Linked DNA regions of Mus musculus: all the other regions are linked to region 1. Evidence: chromatin loops called from intact Hi-C (ENCODE). Cell type or tissue: left cerebral cortex. All regions are shown on one strand. Each heading gives the region's core, and the rest is flanking DNA. Links, peaks and the distances in the headings are about the cores only.

Region 1 (7,805 bases), core at 1,447-6,446:
TGGGTTTTAAACGTTATAAATATTCCAAACATCTAATGATTAAAGCCAGGAAAGTTTTATTTCAAGTCTCTATTACTATTAATTAATTATTCATGTATTTATAATATCTCTAAATTCAATTTGTTTATCTGTGTAGAGTGAAAATAATACTTGCCTTTTTTAGGGTACTTTTTTCCTTTTTTGGAAAAGGAGACATGAATAATGTATATGTTGTGTTTGAGAAACACTAATGTCCTATACTTACATGAAATTACATTTCAGGAAGTCCTTTAAAAATGAGATTTTTGGCACACAGTAAAATGCATAATTCAAAATGAGGTGTTCAACAAATGATCTCATTATTTAGCTATGTTTTCATGTCCAATTTTTACAAAGTAGAAAAATATGCTTTACTATAGCCAGTTAAATATACAAAACACGAGTAGAGCATCTAGAGTCTTATTTGTTTGCATAATGTACAGGAGAAAAAATCAGTTAACCACTTTTAAAGGTTTGAATTTTTTTTTTTTTACCCTGTCAAATGGGAGACAATTTAGTAAACAGTTGTTTTCTCATTGAGACTATTTCTTGGCTGAACTGAGTAAAAAGTGTCAAGTAGAGCTGAACTCTTAAGCCAGGCATTAAAATATCCTAAAGAACACAACACAATATAATTTGTACCTTCTACATAATATAAAATATTGAAATCCAGAAAGTATTACTGTTACTTGTTAAATTAATTCACTTAGTTTAGGACACAGTTGATGATAGAAATATGAAAAATACCACAAGAACGAAGGAATTGTTGACAATTTCTCCCCTGAATTTAGCTAGCTATGAGTAGTTTAAGAAGCACAAAGCTCAGGTGGCTGTGTGCTCTCTGTTGGCAGCTTCATTGGGAGTTGGCTAGAAGAGAAGTAGAGTAGGTAATCAGTGTGTACACAAACATTTCTATAATAGGCTCTAACTTAGAGATCTTGGAAACTAGCTGTATCAGCAAGAAGCACCTGGGAGAATTCCACTTTAATTGTTTCTGTTTCTTTTATGAAACTCAACAGAAAAAAAAGTTAATAAGAGGCCAAACAAATAGAAAGACAATAAGGATTATCCCTACAACCTACAAAATCTGATTTAACAAGATATTTTGATGCTTTTTTTATATGCCACCTAAGAGAGAGGTAATTCAAGTAACTTGAGTTTACTTTCAGGCAGGTTTGGAAAAGTGTCATATAAATCTAAAAACTTCAAAACTTCAGAATATTTCCTCAAGCAATTTCCCTTTATTAATTAGTATTAACAAAATTTACCATGATTTATTTATAATATGGGTAATATGACTTCTTAATCATTCACTTCATGAATTTGTATCAAAAGAGTAAAATAAGGAACCAAAAGAAGCACTAATTTATTTTTCTCTTCTTTAGTAGAGAAGAATTTGTTTATATTTCTGATTAAAATAGAGGATTTATTCTATTCCTTACTATTACCATGTTTAGATAAGATAATTCTTGAAGTCCGATGAGCTCTCAGGAAATCTGCTGCATGCAGGGTAACAGGTTAGGAACCTTCTCAAACAAACCTAGCAGCTGGAAATGTGGAGAAGCACAGCAGACTGGGAATGGGGTCCTATCCCCACCCCCTTATCACTCAGATTTGATACCTTTACAGACTTTGCCTTCCACAGGGGCAGATCATCAGCTTGTCTGCTCCTCTGCAGACTGCAGGCCTCCTGAAAATTCTGCTGCACCTAGAGCAACAGACCTCACAAGCCTGAAGCCCTTCCAGATCTCCTGCACCCAGAGCACTAGACTCTACTGTCTGAAGGCCTCCCAGGAAATCCTCTGCAGCCAGGACAACAGATCACCTGTGTATATGCCCCTCTGAAGACCTCACATTGTGAAGACCTACCAGGAGATATGATAACAGCCATTGAAACCCACTCAATAATAATGGGACACTTTAATACCCCATTCTCACCAATGGACAGATCATTGAAACAGAAACTAAAGAGAGACATAGTGAAACCATCCGTAATGGGATCTTCTGCCATCTTCTGTGGTGCCTGAAGACAGCTACAGTGTGCTGACATATAATAAATAAATAACCCTTAGGAAAAAAAAAAAAGAATTTGGAGAGAGTCTACACTAGCAACTTAACAGCACATCTGAAAGCCCTAAAACGAAAAGCAGCAAACACACCAAAGAGGTATGAATGGCAGGAAATAGTCAAACTCAGGACCAAAATTAACCAAATAGAAAAAAAGAGAACAATGCAAAGAATCAATTAAATCCAAAATCTGGTTCTTTAAGAAAATCAACAAGGTAGATAAACCCCTAGCCAACTAACTAAAGGGCACAGAGACATCACTCAAATGAACAAAATCAGAAATGAAAAGGGAGATATACAACAGAAACAGAGGAAAGTAAAAAACTCATCAGATATACTACAAAAGTCTATACTCAAAATACTGAATAAAAGTTATGAAATCATAGAACCATCAAATAAATCAATACTAATTTGTATTTTCATGAAAATTAAGGTATTAAAAATTAATATATATTAAGATATAATTAAAATAATATGAACAAAAATTCAATACAGTGCCTTAAAAAATGTACTGAATGTGAGAAAGGGAAGTAAAACACATTGGTGGTATTGGGAATATTTTTATTTTCTAGATTTTTTTCTTTTTTTCTTTTAAAGTATTGTACAACTAGGTTTAATTATATTCATCTGTAGGGTATCTCTTCCAATACTTTATCATTTGCTTCTACCAGCTTTGTGTCCTTTCCACACTCTTCATCAAGACCAGATATGGCAATTAAATATTCGTTAACATGCTGTTTGCACTGGGGTATAATCTACCAAGGACTATACTCTTAGAGAAAATTCCATGTCCAACTTCCATCCCTGTTGGGCCCCATTTTAGCCCTGGTTTGGGCCTTGAGGACAAATCTGATCCTGACTCGAGTTTCTGTGGCCTTGTGGGAGAGCATAAGCCTAGCTCGAGTTTTGAGACCTATCTCAGTCACTCTGTACTGGGGTGACTCAGCAAGGCCTGTTTGGCCCTGCCTCTGCCCTGAGCTTTGTGATTGGCCCTGTCCGACACTCCATACCCTTTTTCACCCATCCCCGCCTCCTATGCATCTTACCCCACCAAAAATCCCCCTCCCTATGTTCCTAACTTATATAAGCTAGAGGCTGAAGCCATTAAAGTTGAGTTCCTTCTTTGACAGACTCCTGGCCCCTGATGTGTTTGTTTTGGGCCATGACACTCACCATCTCACTCAGCCCTGGAGAGACTTGGCTGGACCAGACTCTCTCCTTCCCCCTGGGCCTGCTGGCAGAGAGTCAACACATCCCACATCCCATGCTGACATCCCATGCTGACATTTGTTCTACCTTGAGTTCTTATGTGCAACTGGCCTCCTGTGTCCAGAAGACCTTGTCTCCTGGTACATACCTATCACCTCTGTTTTTATGGTCCATCTGCTCCTCTGTGCAATCCTTGGGCTTTAGGAGCACTGTGTTTTGTATTCCATTCAGAGCTGAGCATCTACAAGTTTCTTACTTTCTGTACCTTTTTTTTTTTTCCTTTTTTTTTTTTCTGAGACAGGGTTTCTCTGTGTAGCCCTGACTGTCCTGGAACTCACTCTGTAGACCAGGCTGGCCTCGATCTCCGAAATCTGCCTGCCTCTGCCTCCCGAGTGCTGGGATTAAAGGCGAGCGCCACCAATGCCCGGCTCATTTTACCAGATGTTGGCTACCATCTTACTATAATTAGTTTCTTCCTCGAAAGACAGAACTGAAAGATGGAATATTCTGTGGGGATAATGACAAAATGATCAGGAATCAGTTAAATGGTATGTTTAGAAATGTTGTAGAACGAAACAGAGAATTCTAAAAAATGAAACACAAATGGCTATAATTTTTTTTTAGAAGTTCAACTTCATTAGTCATGAGGGAAATGCAAATTAAAGCTACTTCCAGATTTCTTCTCACCCTAGTTAGAATGACAAAAACTTCAAAATGGGGTGTTCCAGTTTTGAATATACTCCAATGTGTTCCAAACATTATATTTCACAAAAAATTTCAAGAACTGGGGCAAAATGATCTAAGCATTTGAGTCATTCTGTCCAGAAGGAAGTATGGACAATGTACAGGCAGGCTAAAGTGTACTTTGATAACTGTGAATCATGTTTATTCATATACTGAAGACCTTCTAGGAAATCATACAGGTTTAAAATGAAGGTAAATTACTAAATAAACAAATCACAAGCCTCTGTGTTCAAAGCACAAACCAATTTTCTAGGGTTGTTTCACTGTTTTCATTTCGCTTGTTTTGTCTTTGACGCTTTGTGGCATCTTGTACTGTTTCTTTCAAGGCCTTTCTTGTCCTACAGTTCTATTGCACATGACTGTCTAGAAACAATCAATGCATACACAACTGATCTTGCTTTGGTTTCTTCTTTAGCTTTATTAATTGATTTACTTTAAAATTGGGTTATATTTTTAAAATCAGAGCTTTGGTATAACCCAGACTTACATGTTCACCAATCTATATAGAGTTATTAATACATTTATACAGGATATGAAGCTAATAGTTACCATATTCTTGGACATTGAATTTTGGTTTCATACATTACAATCATAAAATACATTTTAATGCTTTGTTACAATGAGGAAACAGAATCTTAGTAATAGCTACAGGGAACTGCATGGAAGTGGTACACCCAACAGCCACACCACCCATAGGGTTCATCATCTTTTAATTAATTTTCTCATTTTGTCACAATATAATGACACCATTTAAGTGAAGAAAAATTTAGATTGGCTAATGAATTCTGAATGTTCATTCCATGTTATATAGCTTTAATATGAACACATCATAGTAGTGGGGACATGAGTGAAAAACAAACAGTCACTAAGTCACTGAAAAGCTAAAAGAAAAAGCAATGTTTCTGCTCTCCTGGCTTTTCCACTTTCTTCTTTGATTCATTGTCTATTCTGGCTTGTTATATGGTGAGATCCATCTTCTGCATGTGAATCTTCATTTCTCAGCTAAAACCGCAACTCTGCAAAATATCCTTACAGAAACATAAATGGGCATGAATTGGTCTTCTAGTTGATTATAATTCATGTCAAGTTTGTAATGCAAATTAATAAATACAATTTATTTTCATGCTGTCATGTTATTATGCTCCATATTAATATCAAAATGTTTTACAATAAGCTTCACTGTACCTTTATCTTTTGGCAATTAACTTCAGAGTGCTCCAAACAAAACCCAATTGAAGAAGCTATTTTCACCATAACTATTACATGCTTTTGTTTTGTTTTTGTTTGTGTTTTTTAGGAATTTGCTCACCTTTATGATTGGAAATTTCTGGCTGTGTCATGTCATTCAGATTCACCTGGTGTTTTGCTGAGGCAAGACACAATGGAAGGACACATAAAGTTTGTAAATAATATAAATAGGACTTAACAGATAGTGACAGGCCACTTGCATAAATAGCCTTGAAATGCATTGCTGGTTTCTGGTCTTCATTGATTTTCAATTCATTGAGAGAGGCAAGGGAGAGAACATCTCTTGGCATCCTAGTTGGGTCTGGTCACTCCTGCTGACTGGACTCCTACTGGTTCTGTGATGGTCTGGCTGTTTGTGCTACATTGTGCCACCAATGCTTATTAGTGTTTTGCCTGCTGGTATACTGATGAATGGAGATTGGAATCACCCCAAAGGACTACATCTAAACATGTCTATGCTCTCTTGTCCAAATTTACCATCTTTTCTGTTCTACCTTCGGATGATAGACTTGAAGGGGGAGGGGGACAAAGCATTTGAGAGCCCTTACTAAACGTAAGTTTTAGAAGCATCTTGCTATCTTAGGGGGCCCTCCATTCTCCCTCCACCTCTCTTCCCACTTTCATCAGTCTAGTGGTCCTGAACCATATAGGTAAACCACCTTCCCTCACCCATCTTCCCTGCTTACTGAGTCTTCTGGGTCAAGCCAAGAAGTTCTAGGCAGCCTTCCATCCCACAAGGACCTCCACTCTCCTGCCACTTCTCTGCCCACCTTCACCAGACCTTCTGAGTCCACACAGACTAACTTTACTTCCAGCACCCATCTTCCATGTGGCTCCCTGAGGCTTCAGAGACATGTCAAGCTTCACTTACTAGCTTGCTATACCTTGTGGACCTGCATTCTCCCCAAACTGCCCTAAGCATTCTGCTAGCTCAGGCAGACCAACATTCTCTTACCACCTCTCTGCCCAACTTCATTGAACCTGTGGTTCCTTAAACCTACTAACTTGCAGACTTGTAACCATAAAACCCAAGGATACTAACTAGAAGATTTCCACATTAGAAACATCGAAGTCAACCCCCCTTTCCAATACCTTGTACAACATGAACATCCAGGGACCAAAGCCATTCAGATGACTAAATTCCACTAAAGAGCACAATCAACAAATGCCAAGGAAATATAACAGCAATGAGAGAAAGCCCTCAATATACTAACACAAGCAAAGTATAAGAAAATGACCTTAAATCCAGTCCCACGGAATTATTAAATCCCTTAAAGAAATACAAGAAAATACAAAGAAATAGGTAGAGATTTTAAAGGAAGAAATAACTAAAATCCCTTAAAGATATACAGCAAAATACAATTAAAGAGGTGGATGTAATAAATAAAATGTTGCAAGACCTGAAAGTGGAAATAGAAGCTGTTGTGGGTAGTCCTGGAGCTAATTATATTTGATGTTAATTTGGTTCTCCTGTAAAGGACTGAACAAGGAATGAGTCAGCATTCAGGTGATTTCCTTTAACCTGCTTCCCACCTTAATTTGTAAAATAAAGGAGAGCTGATGATTGGGCAGATAAAAGGGAGGGTCAAGCAGGAGAAAATGGAAGAGGGAGAGGATGAAGCAGAGGAGGAAGAAGAGAAGTGGAGCAGAAGCACAAGGCCTGGAGAAACCGCAAGCTTTAAGGGGTCTCATAGATGTGGAAGATGGTAGTGTAGTGGTAGATTTGCCCAATCTAGGCACACAGCATGTATTCGTATTAATTGAGTTGTGTTTTCATTGCCGGGGCTTGTTTGGGTTGAAGATTTACCTCAACAAGAAGCAAAACAGGAATCCTTGAAATGAAAAACCTAGAGAAGAGAACAGCAGCAAAACATGTATGCATCACCAACAGAATACAGGAGATGGAAACAGAGAATCTTAACCATAGAAGATATAATAGAAGAAATTGATATACCAGTCAAATGTTAAATCTAAAAAAAAAAAAAAATCCTGACACAAAACATCCAAAAAATCTGGGATACGATGAAAAGATCTAACCAAAAATTAGTAGGAATAGAAGATACCTAGGTATTGAATATAAAAAGAATAAGAAGCAGAAACTCTAACATAAATGTAGGCTTAAAATTTTCAAACTTTTTTTTTTTTAATTTTTTGAGACTGTAAATTTCCAAATAGTCCAGGAACATTTAGATGCCCTGATATTATATTAGTTAGTTTTATATGCCTGTCTTGATATATTGGTTAACTAATTAACTTTCCCTTATATATTTATTTATTACTCATTTACTTTACATCCCCCTCATTGTCCCTATTGCACCACTGAGGTTCCTTCCTAGCTCCAAGGTGAGCTTATTCAGTAGTAAGTCTCAGACACTGAAAATATTTTAGGCCTAGATTAGATTGTATGGAGGCTAGAAGCTTCCGGACTAGGCCTAGGCAAGAAGACTGATCCAGTAAGTTTGGAAACAATTATATCAGGTGATAAAAAGAGAAAAAAAATTTTTACAAAGTAGAACACT
Region 2 (7,805 bases), core at 1,863-6,862, 100 kb before region 1:
TTCCTCAGTCTCATTGCCAGCTCTATAGCACACTACCTGTACTTGCCTTCGCTCCATCTCTGGTGCCACGCCAAGCAGATCAAACAGATCTTCTGTCTCAACACTCCACTTCCACTACACTATTCCATTATATAAGTTCCAAACTGCAGCAGAAAATCCCTGGAGACTCTCATTCAATTCCAACCAGGAAAGTAAGCAGGTTAACTGCCAGATCTTCACATTTCTACTCTGTTCACCTTCGACTCTGTGTCAGACTACATGTTCCAGCCTCTCCTTATGCTCTAACATTATTCAAAGAAAATTATGAAGATCCTGGTGGAATATTCAATTTTATTCCTCTTGCAAACCACCATAGTACCCCTCACAGCCTATCTCTGTTGCTATGTGTCTGTGCTCAATACCTAAAAACAAATATTACCAGAAAAGCCAAGCTGTTACACCTAGCAAGATATGAGAATTCCCTAGTAGGCATTGCACAGCCACCATTACTACCTAAGAACTGGAGAGGACAACATGGACCAAGTTATGCAACAACCATCCCACAAAGACAGTACCATAAATCAGCACTTGAAATTACAATCTCCCCAATTCCTGATTTCTAGATGCCAGTGTAAAAACAAAATCACAACCAGAAAAATATGTAAATAATTGAGTTAAACAATCCAACCACAACAGGTCCTGAGAATTGAAACATAGTTAAAATGCAAGCCAAATAATATAAAATAAATTTTATAGATATGATAGAGGACTTTAAGGAGGAAATGAATAACTCCTTTAAGTTATCTATGAAAACACAAACAGAGCAATGGATGGAAATGAATAAAACAGCTCAAGACCTCATAGTAGAAATATTATCAGAAAAAAATCCAAAACCAAGAGAACTTGGGAAATGAAATATTTAGGAACTTGAACAAGAAACTCAGAGGCAATACTCAGCAATATAATACAGGGGATGAAAGAAAGAATCTCAGGCTTTGAAGACACTGCAGAGTGAAAAGGTGCCTTAGTGAAAGAAAATCGTAAATCCAAAAATATACTGGAACAAATCATTCAGGAAATCTTGAATCCCATATAAAGAATAATACCAATAGAAGAAAGGGAAGAAACACAAGTAAAAGGTAGAGAAATATAAACAGCAAAATCGTAGAAAAAAATTTAGTCTAAACAAGGAAATGCATAGCAAGGTGCAAGAAACATACTGAAACAAAAAGATTATACCAGAAAAGAAATTTAAAGTAGTAAATAAAAGTAAATTTAAATTTAGGACCCAGATATAGCTGTCTCTTGTGAGACAATGCCGGGGCCTAGCAAACACAGAAGTGGATGCTCACAGTCAGCTATTGGATGGATCACAGGGCCCACAATGGAGGAGCTAGAGAAAGTACCCAAGGAGCTAAAGGGTTCTGCAACCCTATAGGTGGAACAACACTATCAATACCCCAGAGCTCTTGACTCTAGCTGCATATATATCAAAAGATGGCCTAGTCCCCCATCACTTGAAAGAGAGGCCCATTGGACTTGCAAACTTTATATGCCCCAGACAGGGCAACGCCAGGGCCAAAAAGTAGAAGTGGGTGGGTAGGGGAGTGGGGGGACAGTGTATTGGGGACTTTTTGGATAGCATTGGAAATGTAAATGAGGACAATACCTAATTAAAAAAATTAATTCTAAAAAATAAAATAAATTAAATTAAAAATGCTAATCAAAATTTATTTAGTCACACTCTAGAAAGTGATAGAAGGACAATTCAAACCTACAGAGATTAACCACATTCAAGAAAAGAGAAAAGACTTAATAATCCTAGACTACCAAATCAAAAGAGGGATACACACACACATCTCTTTCAACAAGAACAAATACAAAATAGGAAATCAAACAATCATCATGTATTCATAACTCTCCACATCAATTGTCTCAACTCTCCAATAAAAAGACACAGATTCACAAAATTACTGTGAAAATACAATCTATGTTTATGCTGTATCAAAGAAAGACACCTTAACATCAAGAATAGATATCAACCAGGGTGATATCTAAAGTGATAGAAGAAGATATCCTAAACAATTGGGCATAGAAATCCAGCTGGTGTAACCATTTTTATATCTGCAGAGTTTCCAAACTAAAACTAATCAGAAGAGATAAAGAAGCACAATACATATTCATCAAAGAAATGTTTAAAGATTCCATTGCAATTCTTAACACCTATGCAACAATTACCAGGTTGTGGAAGTTCACAAAATAAGTACTTCTACAGCTTAAATCAAATATTGCTCCCCACACACTCATAAAGAATGATTTCTATATCCTCCTCTTGCCAACAGACAAGTTATCTAGACAAACTAAACAGCCAGATGTTGGAACAAACTGATATTATAAATCAAATGGATATAACAGATATTTATAGAACTTGTACATTAAAACACAAAACACTGAAGAAAGAAATTGGAGATGATGGAATGACTCACATGCTCAAGGATTGGTAAGATTAGTAAAAATGACCAGCCTACCAAAGTGAAATCTACATATTTAATGAAATCCCTTAAAAATTCTGACACAGTTCTTCACAGATCCTTAGAGGATAATTTTCAACTTTATGTGGAAACACTAAAAACAAGGATATCTGACAAACCTGAATAATAAATGGACTTCTGGTGGTGTCACTATCCAAGAACTCAAGCTGTACAAGAACTATAATAATAGAAACAACATGATATTGGCACAGAAACAGATATGTTGGTTAATGGAATCAAGTTTAAAACTCATACATAAATCCACATACTGATGGACATGTGATTTTTGATAAAAAAAAACCTAGAAATATACACTAGAAAATAAATGATAGCATCCTCAACAAATTTTACAGTTGAATTGATCAGGTGCATATAGAATAAACCAACTATATCCATACTTATCACCTTGCACAAATCTTTAAAAACCAAATTGATTAAAGACTTAAAGTAAAATGAGATACCTGAACAAGAGAAAGTAGGAAATAGCCAAGGCACAATTAAATACTTTCTGAATGAAACATCAGTTGAGCAGGCACAAAGATGATTAATAAATCAGACATAGATAAATATGTGTGAGCACAAGGACCTTGTGTCCTCTCCACTTCTTATATAAACTTCTCCCTTTCAGGCATCTCCTTCTTGAGGTTTGGGAAAATTTCTATCATATCATTAAGAATATTTTCTGGGTTTTTTTTTGGAGCTAGAATTTCCCCTATAATTATTTTGTTTCTATTTTCTTTTATTTTCATAGTGTCCCATATTTCTGAATGTTCTGTGCCAGGAACTTTTATATTTAACATCTTTTTTGAACAATGTATTGTTTTTTTCCATTATATCTTTTATGCCTGAAATTCTGTCTCCTTATTTTGTTAATGATGCTAATGATGATTGTGTCTGTAGCTCTTGTTTGCTTACCTAGATGTTCAATTTCCAGGATTCCATCCATTTGTGTATTTTTAAATTATTTCTATTTGCATTTGTAGGTCTTGAAGAGTTTTATTCATTCTTATTCATCTGATATTTTCTTGGGCTTCTTTAAGGGATTTATTCACTTTTTCCATTGTTTGTTGATGTTTTCTTGGATTTTGTTAAGGGATTTATTCATTTGTTCTTTAAGTGCCTCTATCATCTTCATAAAATTGGTTTTAAGGTAATTTTCTTGTACTTCAGCTGTTTCAGAATATTTCAGAAATTGACATGGTAGGATAGCTGGGCTGTGGTAGTGCCATATTGACCTGGCTGTCGTTGATTTTGTTCTTATGCTGACATCTGCTTTAGGATAAATATAAGTTTGGTTCAGCAGGGTCTTCTCTTGTATTTATTGGTCAGCATATGGAAATGAGAGCAGGAGTGCTGTTAGGAAAACTGAGCAGACTTTAAAGAGTGTTGACAAGATCTGGGTGTATCTTTCCTGGGGTTCTAGACATCGGCATGACCTCTAGTAGAACAGTTGGAGTTGTGGACCAGGATACCGGGACAATGGGAGGAATGCGGTTTGGAAGGCTGGGCAGACTCTACGGAAATATTGCATGTCTATGGGCAGGGTCATAACTAAGGTTTTGGATACCAGCATGGCCTCTATTAGATCAGGAGACTTCTGTTGGATTTGTGTGCTGGGATATGGTTTCTTACTATTTTCTTCTCTCTCTCTCTCTCTCTCTCTCTCTCTCTCTCTCTCTCTCTCTCTCTCTCTGTCTCTCTCTCTCTGTCTCTCTCTCTCTCCCTCTCTCTCTGTCTCTGTCTCTCTCTGTCTCTCTCTCTCTCTCTCTCCTTTTTGTTTCCAGACAGAGTTTCATTCAGTAACCCAGGCTAGTCTGTAATCTAATACATAAACCAGACTGGCCTCAGACTCAAAGATCTCCTTTCCTTTGCCTCTTCCACCCAGGTTTTAAAGAAGTGAATTCTGACCTTCTTTTGCAGTCTGGCTTTGCCATATAGCTAAATATCACATGATATTTACAGTTTCATTTTTACTCAACTATTTATTCTCTGTTTTAGAAGTTACAAATGACATAAAGAAAATTATGGTGATATCATTCCAATATATATTTGATTGTTTGACGAGTCATATACAGTGCAAGAAGGAATCAATTCTAAGATAACACTATAATAGCTGATTTTATTTGGAAATCAGAAAATAAATTTGAAAAAAATATGCACAAGTACGATAGCTGGGTTGTTGTCATTAATATGACCTTCGCAAGAACATTCTGCTAGTGCCTCTTTTTTGAGTGTCTTTTTTAAACTTAGGAAAAAAAAATATGTCACGTTTACATACAAGACATGAGACTCAGTACTTAACAATGCCATCTGTGGTTTCTTTTTTCTCTTTTGTAAGAACACATGGTTGAGGTATAATGGGAAACTTAAGCTGCAGATAAATCTGGTTCTACAATACACACGTGAGCACATCATGCCTAGAATGTGGAAAAACATAAAGTTCCCAGAGAACTTTGAATATGAAAGCTCAGTTATCCAAACTGGATTCCAGTTCACTCTTTTGCCAAAAAGAAAAAGAAAAAAAAAGGCATCCTCAAATATTTTAGACATCTTTAATATACAGATCAAATGAGACCAAGATATGATACTTGCTCAACAGTTCGTAAGTCAGAGAAGCTCCTTTTGAACAAACCTGGTCATCCCAAATTGTAATAGACATGCCATCTGATCATCGGGATTATGCTTCAAATGTTTACTTTTTATTTAAAAATAATCTAGTAATTTTAACCCTAGAGAGAAACTTCCTATAAACAACACTTTTAATAACAAATATGCAACCTATCATGCCTTTGGAACTCAATCTTATAGTAGCATCTCAGGCTTTTACAATCATAGTGCCTAAGATTGAAGAGAAGTCTTCAATCGCAAGAACATTCTGCTAGTGCCTCTTTTTTGAATGTCTTTTTTAAACTTAGGAAAAAAATTATGTCACGTTTACATACAAGACATAAGACATAAGAGAAGTCTTCAATCTTAAGCATAGGCATTGTATTGCAGGTGAATCAATTGGAATTGGATATCCCAATGCCACTTACTATCTGCATCTTAACCTATTATATACCTCTGAAATAGTCTCTGTGAGTTTCAAAAAAGCATTTTATGAAAAGTGCCGGTAACTCTATTTATCTGTATTATAAAGATATACTTTCAGATAGGTCTTAGAAACTGTGTTGGTTAAGCACAATGGCTGGAGAAGGTTTGATCAGGATTCAGATCTATGATTTCTCCAAACGTTACTACAGTTGGCTAAGTTCACAGTATAAAGCAGGAAGTCCCTCTTTTTGAGCAGACCTCATTCCAAATAGATGTTGGTTATTACTAGTAAGTTATAAGTGCTTCTATTGTCAATATTGGTTATGTCTTTCTACCACAGTAATTACATTTTTTTTAAAATTATGAAGTGTACAGTGTCTTCAGAAATAGCATTTTATCTGCAGCATCTGGAAAACAACCAAGAACAGTGGCAATAGTTCATCCTTTGGTTGGAGACTCTTGCATTCCTCAGAACCACAAATCAAAGGTAAGTTTCTCATGCTTGGCACTGTTTTGTTTTCATTATTAGACAGTGCAAGGACCTTGAAGGGTGGGGCCATCATCACGTGTGGCGTAACTCTCTTTGAAAAACTGTAAAACACACATACATAAAATACAGTTTTAAACTAAGCTTGTAAAATAATGTTTTCTCATGGCTTTTTCAAATATTCTTTATTATTTAGCTCTCCTTCCTCTTTTCTGTTATCCTTCTGCCCCAAGCATAAAGTTAAGTCTTATTTCCCTTCCTATTTTTCTCTGTAGTACTCCTTCTCCCTCCCTACACCTGTGCTTACTTTCTATTTGCCTAACTTCTTTGGATACTTGAGATTAATTTTTGAAAACTAAGCTTGACTTTGATAAGCTGAGGTACACAAATATGAGAACATGCAGCATTTGTCTTTCTGAGTCAGGGTATCTTTCTCAATCTACTTTCTAGCTCCATGCATGTATCTGCAAATTTTATGCATTCAGTTTTCTTTACAGCTGAAAAGAATTCCATTATGCATCTGTAGCACATTTTGATTATGTCTTCATCAGTTGAAGGAGATTTTGATTGTCTCTGTTTCCTAACTTTTGTGAATAGAACAGGCAATGATCATGAATAAGCAAGTATCTCTGGTGCTTTATAGCAAGGCATTTGAGCATATACATTCTGAAACTGCTCTTCCCCGATGTCTACAGTGGCTACAACACTCGGCAATCCCTACAAAGTCTCCTGTGTCTTCATCATTACTAGAACTTGTTATCAGTTGCTTTCTTGACAATAACCATTCTGATTGGCATAATATAATATGGCCAATTAGTTTTAATATGTATTTCTCAAATTGATAAGGATATTGAACACATTTTTTAAAAATTAGCAATATTTCCTCTTTTGTTCTTATGTTCAAAATCTTATTTGCATATACAGCCCATTTTTCAATTGGGTTATCAGACTCTTTGAGTTTTTGTGGACTTCCTTGATTTTTTATGAGTTGTTGTTGTTTGTTTTGTTTTGTTTTTATTTTTTGAAGAAAAGTGAAACTTGAAATGAGTGTCACTCTTCTAAAGACGTTTTATCAAGAAATAATTGAGAAGAAAACAGCCTCAAGAATCTTAAATTTAAAGTTCTTTTTCTGCATTTTTAAAGAAATTATTTGATATGTGGAGTTTATATGTACTTCAACTACAATTCACATCACTTTCACCCACTGTATGTTTAATTCTATATATGAGGAAATAAACCTCCTTGGACTTTTGTTTTCCTGCTTAAATGTGCAAAAAAGCCAAGGATACTCTTGAGGATGTTAGACAGACTATTAGTAAAGTAGATAAATTTAAATCCATAGCACATGCTTATTTGGATGGAAATACTTTCTTGAATTTAAAAAAATTTGGATAAATACAACAAGGAGTTCAACTGGTGTGAAAATGGTAATGAGTTTCAAGAATTATAAAGGCATGTAGAAGGTTCCATGAATTACAGGGTTTCCTGTCAAGCCTTACAATCTGAGTTCAACTCACAGAATCCACACTGGAGAAGAAGAGACATAATTCTCATAAGTTGTCTTCTGATATCCAATATATACTATGGCATGAGAGAATGACCCTTTATAGCACTAACACACAAAGGAAAATAACTAAAAATATAAAAAGAAAAGTAATAGAAGAAGATTTTAAAGTTGCAAAACAGTATAAAATATTGAAGTTTTTCTGTACTTATTATTAACCTGAAAATCCCAGAAAGAAGAAAATGCTAAAGTATTTTATGGAATGCACTGA
Region 3 (7,805 bases), core at 1,863-6,862, 91 kb before region 1:
CATTTCTTATGACAGTTAATGTTTTAAATTTCCAGGGATGTTTCAATAAAAAGTCAATAAGAATTCCCAGAAATCTTACTTTAAAAATTATTAATATATTCCATAAGGTTGTAATAGCTTTTTCAAACAGCAAATTAAACTGATAATCCTTATTCCTGAAACTTTATTCAGTAACCTGCTTGCTAATCTGTCTTGTCTGCTTCTGTGACATAGTAATTATGACACAATAAATAGAATGCACACTGGACATCTACAATAGAAAGAAAATGAACTTGACAATGTAAAGATAATATGTCTCTGAGGATACAAAATTTGAATTTTATATGAAGCATTGGCAGAATAGACAACCATCCCTAAATAATAAGGCTGAATAAACCTACAACAAAGAAATAGTGATGTAGAAAATTTAAGAAACAGAGATAAAGAATAAAGTTAGTAAGAGCAACTTTATTATAGTTTGTAGTCATTTATTTTATGGTTTAAATATTAATTTGCTTAATTTTAACAGGTAAAACATTTTTCCTGATACATTTTTCAAATACATTTATAATCAACAGCTTTGTATGTCAATATTGAAACACAGCAATAATAAATTTTAGTGATGCATCTTAGAATAAATTAGCATTTGTTAAAACATAGAAAGGTGGTCATCTGGGTTTGCTTATATTCACCAACAAGAATGTGCCAAGTTGCTATCAGGATATAATAAACACAGAGGAAGAGAACTGTCTAGAGGGAGTAATAGGAGGGACAGAAAGAGAAGGAGAAGAAAGCAGAAGAGAGAGAGGAGGAGAGGAGACAGGATATTAGTAGAGGAAGAGAGTCAAAGAGGAGAAAGAAGTGGTAGGAGAAGGCATGAGGTCATCAACTAGCTTTCTGACTTGCATAATTATCACAGGAGGCTTTAGAAATGAATAGTAAAATAAATAAGTACAAGTTACACTGACTGAGCTTTCTAATAGGAGTGAGACTATCACATCAATGTTCCTGAAACACAGAACTCATGGACATCAGACAATGGCAGGAAATGGAAGAGTTTGATGTCTAAAAAATCCTATTGACTTCCATCATACTATCACTACTATGAACATGCAAGCAAGAAGGACAAATAGGAGAGAGTTTGGAAAGAAGACACTAAAAGAGGGGAAAGGCCATCAATGGGTTTGGTAAGGTACAGTAGTCACTAAACAAAAAACAAAATACAAGGGGAAATCTTTTTAACAGATGGTTACACACTGGATAAATTTGTAACTTATAGTCCATGTGATGTAGAGATAACTAAAATAATTTCACAGGTTAAAGTAATAGTCATTTTATCTAAAATATGTAATATACTTACTAAATATCAAAGACATTTTTATTTGCAAGGATTCAAAGAACTGATATAATGGAGGGCTCTCCAGGCAAAGAAATAATGCAAGCTTGATCAAATTGAAAGCTTGATTTTAATAGTGAATAAAAAACACATTGATTTTATGTAAAAGAAAGTAAGTAAGACAGACAGACACACACACACACACACACACACACACACACACACACACACGTTCCCCACAACAAAGAACACTGGAGAATCTAACCTTTTCTTGTAAACACAACTAAACAAATGAAAAATGGTATTCCTTTAGTTGTCCTTTTTTATTTAACCTAAAGCCCAGTAGCATATAATCCTGAGTTTGAAGGAATAAATACAGAATGGTCTGTACTAAAAGCCAAAGATGTCCCTCTTTATAAATATAATTTATCTCTGTTTATTGTAAAAGGACTTTGAGAAACACGTATCCAGTATGGGCAAAAAGTAGCTACCTGAAATAACATTTCAGAAGAGAGGATAAAATTCACTGTATTTTAAATAATAAAGAGAAAAATAGGAATGGCACGGGCTAGATCCTAAAAAGTGAAGAGGCGGTCCCAGAAATTAGAAGCAATGTGCTGAGGGTTATCCCCATATGCCCTGATTTCTCAAAGTACAAATTCTACATTTTATCATGTCCTTCTCTACATTTGTCATTTCTATCACTGTGACAAAATTCTATAACTAAATTATATTGTGGGTAGATTGGTCAATAAGCCAATCGTGGGTAGGTAGATTGGTCAATAAGCCGAACTTGGATCTTGTTTTTATTGTCATTTGATTTTGGTTTCTGTCCATGATCATGAGTCCATGAACACTTGGCTGTGCTTCTTTTGTGGAGCGTGATAGAGGAAACTTATAATTTTGTCATACTCAGGAAGCAAATTGAAAAAGAGGGGGAGGTAAGGTCTCATAATCATCTCTACGGTCCTAACTCTCATGAAATAAGCTCTACAAAATGACACTACAAATGGCAACCAAGTGTATGGGGACAATCAAAAATCAAAATGATAAAAATAGACGGAGTATTGATTACCTACCTATATTAATATGTTACCTTACAAAATAGTTTATATTTTTCATTATTCGTAGAACAATGATATTTTTAAAACTATATAAATAACTAAAGTTAGTCATGATAAAATAGTAACTGATATATATGATGAATAATATATTGGAAATTTGTGAAAAGAATGAGAAAAGACTAATTTTAAAAGATCAACATATTTTCAAAAATAATCTAATAAATCTAATAATCTATGTATTGCTGAATTAAAAATTAGCCATGGGTTAAATATTACTATGTTCATTTAAAAGGAGATTGAAGCTCCAAGCTAAACTGCTTTTTAATCATTAAAAGTCAGCACTGAAATATGCATATATTGATTTTGGTATCTCATCTGGACCAAAAACAAATAAAGAAACCGAAGAATTTTGTCACACCATACATCAAATGAATCTAACAGATATGTATGAAATAAACAACCTAAATGACAAAGAATACTCATTTTTCTCAGCAGCACATGGAAACTGCTCAAAAACAAGTAAATTGTGATGGCTACAAACTGCATTTGTAGCTTGGAAAGTGAGAGAGGTCATCCCAAATATAATGACTCTCTGTAAAAGAAGTCTGAACATAGATTTCATTCTAAAACATTACACCAGATGTGGGCAGACACAGATAGAAACTCTTTCCATCTACATAATATGCGCAATAACTGACCACTCTCCCAAATGCACTGCTTATGTTTCTTTGTGTGTTTGAGTGATTTCTAGGCATGAGTATTTCTAACCCATAATAAAATATGCATCCTCTGCTGGGAGAATTCTACTCCAATAATTGCTAAAGGTTAGGGTTCTTTGTTTCGCTGATACTCTTCAGTATTCTGGCTCTTTCACCAAGGAATGAAAAAGATCTCTCTGTAAGCCTGGGTAATAAGCCCTTTCATTTTCTTCTCAGTTGTGATTCTCATTTAAACCAAAGATTCACACAGTAGAATTGTTTGCTTTTCTGCTGATGGTTGCTTTGTTACAGACATTTCTAATTTCAGGATTACTTGGGAAAACATTATGACTTATAATCTAATTACTTTTGCTACTAACAAGGCTGGAATATAGCAAGGATGTATAATAGGAGGCTTAAAGACTAACCTGAGTATAAAGTTCTTTCTGCAATTAGCAATGGACAAAAATATCCATAGTTCAACATACAACAGGATCTTCTGGGCAAACAATAAAAGGGCTTATAGAAATTAAAAGATAAAATATATTTTTTTTCTACAAAGTAGTAGAGGCTTCTATCTACCCCAAGATACTTGGAGTGGTCAACATAGCAATTCTAAATCAACTGCTTAACTGGTATTAAAGCAACAAATCAAAACTAAATCCATCACTTGACTAACTAGAAATATGTACTCAGATAATTCCTTTGTGATTTTGTAATACTCCAAAAACACAGGCATAATTTCAGAAGTTGGCAAGTATATAAATCTCAGAGAGCATAAAATAAAAGCAGAGAAAGGTATAGAGTTTTGAGAAAAGAAAATGTTATGCAAATCTCTTCTATAACATGATATTCCACTCTACTCTATACTTTCAGGCTAATTGTTTTCCTTCAATGAAATATCAGAATTGCAGAGCATGAGTAAGCAAAAAATATAAATTCCTGTTTATAGGAAAAAATCTTCAAAACTCATCAGCAGTTACAATTGTCTTCATTGCTAAGTATATTTTTACAAAACCCCTGGAAAAGAAATGAAAAAGAAATAGGTAAGAGATGATATAAATTTACATATGGAAAGCTAAAATCTCACTGATTTTACTAACAATACTTAAGTCATGTAAAAATGTATTTCAAAAGAAATAAAATTGATAGAGTAGGATTCTGTTCACCTCACAGAAAAAGTTGCTTGGAAGAGTGATAAGTATAAATTTTGCATATGATAGGAACCTGAACACAGCTAATAATAAAAACCAAAAAAATATCAGATCAGATTTAAATACATTCAAGGGAGCCATTATCTGCCTACAGATGTTTCTTTTTTCCTCTCCATTATTTCAAGAAATCAGACAGGGAATACCAGAGGTTATGACAGAGAGACAAGTCCATACAGGGTCAATTATTCTATGATTAGGTCAGTCAAAGACAATTTCACTTATATACTGAGGAATCTTTCTTGTAAAAAGAGTGAGTATGCCCTTTGTAAAAGAAAAAAAAAATCGGCCAGCTCATTTTCCTTAGTCATAAATGCATAATGGCTCTCAACCAAATGGCTGTTTGCTGAAATGTATTTTTACATTTAGTACTTATTTTTGCCTGAGTGAAATCTTCTATAATTACACTTTGCCTATTTTTAAGATTTCTTTCATTCTTTTCTTTTTTTAAAAAAAGTGGATTAAGGAACTCCACATAAAACCAGAGACACTGAAACTTATAGAGGAGAAAGTAGGGAACAGCCTCGAGGATATGGGTACAGGGGAAAAAATTCCTGAATAGAACAGCAATGGCTTGTGCTGTAAGATCGAAAATCAACAAATGGGACCTCATAAAATTGCAAAGCTTCTGCAAAGCAAAAGACACCGTCAATAAGACAAAAAGGCAACCAACAGATTGGGAAAGTGTCTTTACTTATCCTAAACCAGATAGGGGACTAATATCCAATATGTATAAAGAACTCAAGAAGGTGGACTCTAGAAAATCAAATAACCCCATTAAAAAGAGGGCTCAGAGCTAAACAAAAAATTCTCACCTGAGGAATACCCAATGGCTGAGAAGCACCAGAAAAAATGTTCAGCATCCTTAATCATCAGGGAAATGCAACTCAAAACAACCCTGAGATTCCACCTCATACCAATCAGAATGGCTAAGATGAAAAATTCAGGTGACAGCAGATGCTGGTGAGGATGTGGAGAAAGAGGAACACTCCTCCATTATTGGTGTGATTGTAAGCTTGTACAACCACTCTGGAAATCAGTCTGGCGGTTCCTCAGAAAATTGGACATAGTACTACCGGAGGATCCTGCAATAACTTTCCTGGGTATATATCAGAAGATGTTCCAACCGGTAAAAAGGACACATGCTCCACTATGTTCTTAGCAGCTTTATTTATAATAGCCAGAAGCTAGAAAGAACCCAGATGCCCCTCAACAGAGGAATGGATAAAAAAAAAAATGTGGTACATTTACACAATGGAGTACTACTCAGCTATCAAAAAGAATGAATTTATTTTTAAGCTTTCTAAAAGTTGTATCAATCCAATTCACTAGATTTCATTTCTACTTGGAAGACCTAATGGCAATGTTATTTGCTTCTCAAGTATATATTTCCTAAAATAAGTTGATCTTCTGAGAAATATCTTTGATGTAACTACAACAAACAATAATTATATTGAATAATCACTAATCACAACTCAATATTGTCAGCACATTATATGGGAATTGTTTGAGACCCTCCCAGAGGAAAATGAACTGCTTGGCTTTTTTTTTCCCTATACAGAGTAAGTACCATTTTTTATGTACACAGCTTCACTTTTCTGGTGTTAGGATGAAAAGAAAATGAAAAGAAAATACAACTGATATTTTGTAAGCTCCTATAATTTATAAAAGAAGATTTTAAAAATTAAATCAAGGTTTTAAAGCCTTTTTCTACCTTGGATTATATTTTTATTCACATAAAAATATCCAAATTTGGGGAATCAGTAGGAAATTCAGCCCTCCCCAAGGATTGTTTAAATTCAGTCAATGAATGAATGCTCTTTTAATGTTTAATATAATTTTGGTGAGTTTTCATTTTTCTTCAAAAATATCTATGAATAGTATAATTTATGGTTAATAATAATATTGGCCAGATAATATTCCATGAAACATTTAATTTGCAATCATTGTCAATAGTTAGATAGCTGTGAGTAACATTTTTATAAGGTACTTTATTTTTAACCTTTTGAAGATGCAGCTTCCTACGGCAAACAATTTTTTATAACAGTGACAATTTATGTGATTAAATTTTTTAAGTATTAGGTCATGAAATTAATTTTCATCTTAATTAGTGCCCAAAGCAATGATGATATTAATAATCAATTTAGCTAATTGCATTTAGCAAAGTTTGTTGGATTGCATTTTATGAGTTGCTGATATGTCAAGGTCAATACATGTCTCCATCAATATTCAGGAACAAGTTAAAGGTATATTGAAGAAAATTATTTATAATTAAAAATGTGAGAGTCCCCAAAATGTCATATTCCCTTTGATGGTCAATTATAGATTAATTTGAGTGCATTTTATTATGATGTAAGGACTTATTACACCCAATACCCTGACAAATTTGCAGATCATTATAAAGTGTTATTCTTCTTAAGAGTTGTAACTACCTAAACATCTTCTTGTATTTTTATTAGTTAACTCTGCCTTAGAGAAAATAAGGGCTGTGAAGAAGTTACCCTGAAGTTGCTTGGAAGAATATAAAATCAAAGATAATGTAATAGGAGATATTTAGATGAATTTTGTAAACATTATATTTGTTCAAGGGGCATAAATAGATCAAGGGTCATTTTCTACTTTGGGTTCCCTATCTAATTAGAGTACAATTCTTTAAAAGGGTGGAAGTCTCCATTTTTACAGAGTAGTTTAGTAATTAAGAGATCCTTTATTTAGTAGTCTGTGGTTTATATCTATTGCCTCAGGTCAAGGATACACTCACTCCAAATGAGGATAAGCTCTGAATGTTGTTTCTTACAGGTTACTCTGATAATTACTTTGTCTTTGCAGTCTAGTCTCTTTAACATACATAATCCATGTGCATGTATGTATATGGTTCTTTACTTTGATATATAGTAGCAAAATTTTATAGTATATTAATTAGTTTCAACCTGAGGAGTTTCCAGAAAACTGCTTTTAGCTAGGCCTCCCCACAATAAAGTTAGGATGAAGTTGTCTATATCATCTTCTTTGAATCACATTTATTGGCAAGCCTTGTGACTTATCAATACTTTTAGGGGTTAAAGACAGATGAAACAGGATAGTTCTTTAATAAGAGTGAAAGTAAACACAACTTAGACCATTGGCAATATCAGATATACTCTAGAGGATGATTACAAGCTCTGGAGAAGATGAACTTGCAAATAGGACTCCACGTGTTTTAATGGCTTTTCTTTTGCCACATTTTTTAAGAGCGAGAAAGAATATAAAGTTGGGTGAGTAGGGCATATGGGAATATCTGGAAGGAAAGGCAACAAGGTTAATAATATGTTAAAAATATACTTTGTGAAATATCAAAAAATAAAGAAATGAATACAAAAGAATATAAAAAAGAAATGTTATGAAGATGTTTCTAAAGGAAATGTCAAGCTCAAAATGTTGGTAACCATTTTTCCTTAATTGTTGATAATTTTAAAAGTGTATTAATTACTCAATTTGAAAACAATAAAGAAATAATCCCCCAGAGCTTCCAAGGACT

What was found. Hi-C counts contacts between places; a loop is a spot of excess contacts. Peaks named below come from ENCODE experiments on the same cell type or tissue, not always from the same donor. Only the 100,000 strongest peaks of a DNase experiment are listed, where the experiment ranks them.
Region 2: it touches region 1 in a loop (4-fold over the local background); 2 of 42 quality-filtered maps call a loop at or near these places.
Region 3: it touches region 1 in a loop (6-fold over the local background); 2 of 42 quality-filtered maps call a loop at or near these places.

Annotation. Positions count from the first base shown.
Region 1 is chr1:145,333,310-145,341,114 of GRCm38, reverse strand. No RefSeq gene overlaps it. Among named protein-coding and RNA genes, the nearest start is that of Gm25460, 46 kb to the right of the region's middle. In left cerebral cortex, for the core only: no CTCF peak of the experiment used is centred there; DNase peaks (open chromatin) are centred at 3,743 and 4,046; H3K27ac peaks cover 399 bases.
Region 2 is chr1:145,436,291-145,444,095 of GRCm38, reverse strand. No RefSeq gene overlaps it. Among named protein-coding and RNA genes, the nearest start is that of Gm25460, 150 kb to the right of the region's middle. In left cerebral cortex, for the core only: no CTCF peak of the experiment used is centred there; a DNase peak (open chromatin) is centred at 4,894.
Region 3 is chr1:145,425,057-145,432,861 of GRCm38, reverse strand. No RefSeq gene overlaps it. Among named protein-coding and RNA genes, the nearest start is that of Gm25460, 140 kb to the right of the region's middle. In left cerebral cortex, for the core only: no CTCF peak of the experiment used is centred there; a DNase peak (open chromatin) is centred at 4,653; H3K27ac peaks cover 207 bases.